2 separate regions of the Homo sapiens genome follow, and region 2 is linked to region 1. A link is a contact called in ENCODE Hi-C or POLR2A ChIA-PET data. All regions are on one chromosome and are shown on one strand. The core of a region is the stretch at or near the end of the contact, and the rest is flanking DNA. Distances in the headings are between cores, read along the strand shown. Region 1 has its middle 60 kb from the start of BCL2L14. Region 2 holds the start of BCL2L14 (BCL2 like 14).

Region 1 (3,073 bases), core at 221-2,720:
CTAAGAGAAGGGAAATGTTATCCGAGAATGTGGGGCTCTCATTCTCGGATATGAGAATGTCTCTGCCAACAATGCCTGGCCTGATCTTACCTACCCCACTTCACCAGGGGCACTCACAGCTAGAATCTGCTGAGAACCCTCAGGCTCTCAATGGGTGTGACTCATCTCTTCCTCTATTCCCTCTCTGTAGAGGTTTTGCCCTGCAGACCAAAGTAGAGCGATCAGAGACTCATTTGTGTAACAAACATTAAGGGTTGTTCCCTGGGCACTGGCAACAAAGGCCAACCCGGCTGGCTCTCTGAGCTCAAGAAATCACAGCATGGCTCAGCGGTGCTCATTGCTGGCTGCCCACTAGAACTATTTGAAGAAACATAAAACTCTGATGCCCAGACCCACCTCAAGGGTTTTGTTTTGTTTTGTTTGTTTTTTGAGACAGAGTCTTGCTCTGTCACCCAGGCTGGAGTGCAGTGGTGTCATCTCAGCTCACTACAACCTCTGCCTCCCAGGTTCAAGGACTCCTCCCACCTCAGCCTCCCAAATAGCTAGGATTACAGGCACACACCACCATGCCTGGCTAATTTTTTGTATTTTTAGTAGAGACAGGATTTCACCATGTTGGCCAGGCTAGTCTTGAACTCCTGACCTCAAGTGATCTGCCCGCCTTGGCCTTTCAGAGTGCTGGGATTACAGGTGTGAGCTACCGCACCCAGCCAAGAGATTGTTTAATCAGCAAAAGGCTGGGCAGGGCAGTGGGGCCTAGGGCGGCACTTGCTATCAGATGTCTGGAGGGCAGGGTTGGCTTTGGCCATAGATGGACCTCGGTTCAAATCCTGGCTGGCCATACCACTTACCAGCTCTAGACCTAGAGCAGGTTAACATCATGAATCTAAACTACTTACCACTTAACAAAGTGAGTGACTATCTATAACTGTTGCCGTTGTTACAAGAAATCCACTTAGTAACTGCACTGAAAGCCCCTCATCCCCAAAAGGCAAGAAATGGGGAACAACCGGGTGACTAAGGAAAACTGCAAGTGAAAGCAGCTGTAATTTCTCTCGCTGTGGTTTGCGGTGCTCAACACTCTTGCTTGGCTGGTTGTCTTGGAGGGTTAATGAGGTCTCTGCTGAGTGTCCTCAGCTTAGCAATGGGCAGTGGGGCTCTGTTCACAGTCTCATCCCGGCCACGTGGCCTCCCGGGTTCAGACACCCTAGGCTGATGCTGTGGTTCCATGTGCCTGAACACGAGCATCCGAACTCATTTCCGGCCTGCCTGTCCCCCCATGCAACGGCTCCTGAAAAAGGGGAACCAAATGCTGCCCATTTCACCCCCATCAATAGCTGACAACGCCTGGGTTCCTGCTCTCCTGACATTCCCACTCATTGTCGTCAGTGGAGCGAGCAGGCAGAGGGGAAGTGAGCTGCCTATCAGCCCCTGCAATCAGAAAAAGAGCCGGGTGCCTTTAAGACGAAGGTGGTGGGCAGCCATCCATCTTCCCTAAACACACACTCGCCTTGTTCTTCCATTTCTGGCTGAGTGATAAAAACGTTAAATGTCATTTCCTGTATCAGTGGTTAACCACTAGATGCTGGATCAGAGATTTACCAGAAGTGCTGAAGTTATGGAAAAAAAATAAATAAACCTGCTGTTTTCAATAACCCTTTCTTGCACCCTGTGGGAACTATGTAACCTCTGGGGAGGGGGCTGCGAGGGGGTCGCTGGATTTGACTTGGGCAACACACTTAGGACTAGATTTACCAAATGCTTTCTTATGCTTCATATAGGAAGTGAAGAGAGACAAAATGTAACCATCCTATACCTGTCCCCAAGTGCGCGTGTGTGTGTGTGTGTGTGTGTGTGTGTGTGTGTGTGTGTGTGTGTAGAAACGCTGGGAAAAGCAGGAGGAAAAATCATCCACGTGCCTTCTTTGCCCACCTCTCTCAGGATATCTTGCAGTCATTTTGGTTTTATTGACCCAGGGTTTTTGCAGAGGACAGTTGCCCTGACTATTCGATTCCCTCAGCTTCCTGCAACAATCAATGTCCTCCAGTGACAAGAAGGCTTCCTGGGGGAAAACATGCTCCCAGGAAACTCCTGAGAGGTGGAGAGCCCAGCTCAATCCTTTGTTGTGTCCTCTTCTTCTTTCAGTTGCTCCATTAAATTAATCAAGAGCTCAGAAAAGGGAAGGCCTGGCTTAGCCCCCAAGGAGAGGTGACTGGACCGACTGCAGCCTGCCCACAGCTGTACTCCAAGCCCAGCCATGCGCTTCTGACCTGAGGTCAACTCCCCACATACAGCTGCCCTGGGCTCCTCCCTGCGGCCTCCCAGGCACTCCCCTCAGTCTGGACATATAAGACTTAGGAGCTGCACTTTGTTCTAGCAATTCCATTTCCTTCCCAGTGCCAGTTGGGATGTGCTGTGCACACCAAGTGCCCCTAGCTCCTCACCTACCTCTGGGATCACTGACAGTCCTGCTTTACCTGGGACCGAAGGGATTCATGGGGCGGCCGGGGCGGGGGAGGGAGGACTTTTGTTTCTAAAACTGGGAAAGTCCCAGGCAAACCGAAATGAATTGGTCACCCCCGCAACAGATACAATGGTTTGCATAGGCACTTGCACGTTCTATGTCAGAACGGTGGCCAAGAAATAAAAAATAATAAATATGATTTAAAAACCAGAAAATAATTTTTAAAAAATTTAATAAACATAAGATAATTTTTTTAATAAAATTAAAAAAAAAAAGAAACTGGCCAAACTTGAGAACAGATCTAGCCAGGGTACTGAGAACTGCAGACGGCATTGCATGGTATAAGAGTTCCCTGGGGAGATAGGACGGAGCGCATCACAGATCTCCCACTGCACCTGGCGCATACCTAGAAGTCATCCTCTCTCAATTCAATAGTTACTAGAGGAGATCTGAAATCAAAGTCAGAATCAGAAGGGAAAAGAGCATGGGAAAACGTACATTCCACTAAATCTCTTGTAGGCCTCTGAAACTGAAACTTCTTTTTCCTTCCTCGCGCCCTTGAGTACCAACACCATCAGCCCCCCTGGTGCCCAGGACACAAAGATTCGA
Region 2 (3,073 bases), core at 354-2,853, 60 kb after region 1:
TGAGCCAGACCCTGTTTATTCTTGAATTGTTTCCAGTGAATATATCTCATCGTCTCCCCCCAAAAAAAGGTTGCAAGTTTTTGGCCAGGCGCGGTGGCTCACGCCTGTAATCCCAGCACTTTGGGAGGTGGAGGCGGGCAGATCGGGAGGTCAGGAGATCGAGGCCATCCTGGCTAACACGGTGAAACCCCGTCTCTACTAAAAATACAAAAAAAAAAAAAAATTATCCAGGCTTGGTGGCGGGCGCCTGTAGTCCCAGCTACTTGGGAGGCTGAGGCAGGAGAATGGCGTGAACCCAGGAGGTGGAGCTTGCAGTGAGCCAAGATCGCACCACTGCACTCCAGCCTGGGCGACAGAGCAAGACTCCGTCTCAAAAAAAAAAAAAAAAAGGTGGCAAGTTTTTATAAAAAGAGAAAAATCATTCTTAGTATTTCTTTAATACCCTCTACATTGACCTCACTGGTGCAAAAAATATTAGTTTGCTGGTGAAAATTCACCTCGAGTTACTAAATATCTAACTTTCCCATAACTACCATCTGTTTGTCTCTTGTGGATCTGTTTGCCTAATATTTAAATGACCCATTCTTCCCCACTTTTACGAAAATAGCATTAATTCCCCTTTCACTATTCACACTTCCTTCATCGTCACAGTTTGACCAGCGGTCCAGGGTTTATGATCTCAAGCATGGCCATATATATCTATTTCACTTAAGACTCTGGAAAGAGCATAAAATCAGATGTAACTGTTTCCTATTTCATATAATAGGGAATTCCATCTCTAAAGTTATGACATTTGGCCTTTCAGTGGGTTTTTGTGGTTTTTACTATGGCTGTGCTTAGATTCCTTTTTGAACACTTTTCCAGTGGTTCCACTTGAACACAATCTTTGAGTCACATAGGAGAGGTGACATGATAGAGTGTAAAGCCAGAAAGAGCACGATTTGGATCTCAGCTCAACTGATAGGGATCCGTAGCAAGATACTTCACCTCTCTGAGCCTCAGTTTCCTCATCTGTGCAATGGGAATCGTAACGCCTGCCTCTCAATGTTGTTAAGATTAAATATGTTGGCCGGGCGCAGTGGCTTACGCCTGTAATCCCAGCACTTTGGGAGGCCGAGGAGGGCAGACCACCTGAGGCCAGGAGTTCGAGACCAACATGGTGAAACCCCTGTCTCTACTAAAAATACAAAAATTAGCCAGGCGTGCTGGTGCAAGCCTGTAATCCCAGAAACTCAGGAGGCTGAGATATGAGAATCGCTTGAACCCAGGAGGCGGAGGTTGCAGTGCGCCAAGATCGCACCACTGCACTCCAGCCTGGGCAACAGAGTGAAACTCTGTCTCAAAAAAAAAAAAAAGATTAAATATGTGTACAGTACCTGTACCATGTTAGGCGGTCAGTAAACATTTGTTTAACTAACAACTGATAAGGATAGTAAAGAAGTATCAGAACACCCACCTAGTTATCCCAAAGGGCAGGAAGAGTGCTAGGTAATGGATATAGAATTCCTTTTAGAGTCAAATTACACGGGCAAAGATCAGCCCCTCCTTCAATTAAAAAGCCAGGGGCAGGGCGTAATAAGGAAGTGGTTCTCCTTCTTTAAGCCTCTTTTCAGGCTGAGTCCTAAACCTGAAGAAAGTTTAGAGCCTGGGGCTCTAAACTACCTGAGTCTTTCCAAACGACAAGCCAAGAAGACCTGTTGAAAGTTTCCTCTTAAGTTTCGTGGAGAGAGACTCAGGTATAGAAATATCCTTACTGCCACCTGACCTGAAGCAGAAGAAATCACAGACAGCTTCCAGACCAGGTAACACCAGGAGGCACCAGTCTTCATCCTCAGCCTTTGCAGGAGGACACAGCCTGGTCTTTAGCTGTTTGCCAAATGAGGCAGTCTAATTCAGGGAGCTCTTTACTGGGTTTATTACAAAGTTCTTATCATGTAAGTCTCAGGACACAAAATGACATTGAGAATCTAGTTTAGCGGGGTTTCCAGGAAAGACGAAGAAAGGTTATTTAGGTTTCTCTTTCATTTCTCTTTTGCTACAAAGGGTTTGGGACATTCAGTTAAGAACACATTACTGGTTGAGGTATGTGACGTTACTCAGTCTTCTCTGCTTATGTATCTGGGGAGGTATGCAATGACATGACAGCCATTCCGTGGCCAGGGACACCACTGCCCAAGCTGGAGACCACGAGGATTCAGGGACTGAAGCCAGCATGGGAATTCCTGGTTTGAGATCAGAGTCCTGAGTACCTCGTGGGAACTTGGGCACTCATCCGCAGGAGGTCTAGACCCCCAGAGAATTCCTTGAGTCTAAGGCACAGGTAAATGGAAGACCCTTCTCTCTCCTCTCTCCCCTCTAGAAAGCTCCCTCCTCCCTGAGCTCCCTGTCCCCTTCTTTCCACAATCAGAGCCTCGGACCTTCTGTTTGGTGAATATGACCTGAGGCTCTGTCTAGCATTCAGCTTCTATTGTGGGAAGTTAAGGCACTTTCTCTCATTCCTCATTTCACCTTTAGTATTAAAGAACAGTCCAGGCAGAAGGCACGAAGAGCCTGAGAGGTCTGAAGTGAGGGGGAGAGGAGAGGGGCAGAAGGGGAGGCTCCGGACAACAGAACCAAGCTGAGCTTAGGATGTGCTGTGGGAGGCTCCGTGGGGATGAGTGTCAGTGCCCACGAGATCCACTCAGGCCTCAACTGTGTGTCCTGAGCACATGAAGTCAGCTCTTCTGCTGGGACAGCCACCAAGGGATTCTCCACACCCCTCACCGCTGGGACAGGCAGAGGCACAGCGAACCAGGTGTCCAGCGTAACTGGGGCACTGGGTGGTGGCCGCCTCTGTGTGTGGAAACACGAGGTGCTTGCTGCAGTTTCCTCTGTGTGCTTATCCGTTAGCTGCCACCCACCGGGAGGGAAGTGAAATCTCACCTCAACAAGTGAGTCCGCAGAGCGAGAACCGTGCGACAGTGCGTCTGCCAATACCTGGAATGTAGGTGTTCGTTGCAGTGTGGCCTTCCCAGCCGGCCTCTCAGCACACCCGGCCAGGCAGCCAGTGTTCCCAGAGGACACGCTGGGGCCA

Evidence for each region. A loop is a pair of places that touch in the nucleus more often than their neighbours do. ChIA-PET counts read pairs that join two places held with the same protein, here RNA polymerase II (POLR2A). Pooled maps may share reads with other maps.
Region 2: a loop to region 1 is called in a map of naive thymus-derived CD4-positive, alpha-beta T cell, with 8 times the contacts of the local background. The contact joins the promoter of BCL2L14 here to the enhancer-like site in region 1. A Hi-C loop is called at or near these places in 1 of 168 maps with a recorded cell type or tissue (naive thymus-derived CD4-positive, alpha-beta T cell) and 8 of 50 pooled maps. POLR2A ChIA-PET finds 5 or more read pairs at or near these places in 6 of 52 experiments (activated CD4-positive, alpha-beta memory T cell, activated CD8-positive, alpha-beta T cell, activated T-cell and 1 more).

Annotation. Positions count from the first base shown.
Region 1 is chr12:12,009,246-12,012,318 of GRCh38, forward strand. No RefSeq gene overlaps it. Among named protein-coding and RNA genes, the nearest start is that of BCL2L14, 60 kb to the right of the region's middle. RefSeq lists enhancers at 108-988, 883-1,002, 989-1,869, 1,023-1,072, 2,233-2,382 and 2 more. Within about 2 kb of position 1,471, at least 21 of the 41 ENCODE cell types and tissues checked have a DNase peak (open chromatin) inside an H3K27ac peak, as active enhancers do.
Region 2 is chr12:12,069,336-12,072,408 of GRCh38, forward strand. BCL2L14 (BCL2 like 14) reads left to right here and starts at 1,604. Exons shown (of 6, transcript NM_138723.2): 1 at 1,604-1,802. RefSeq lists a silencer at 262-441 and an enhancer at 1,811-1,900.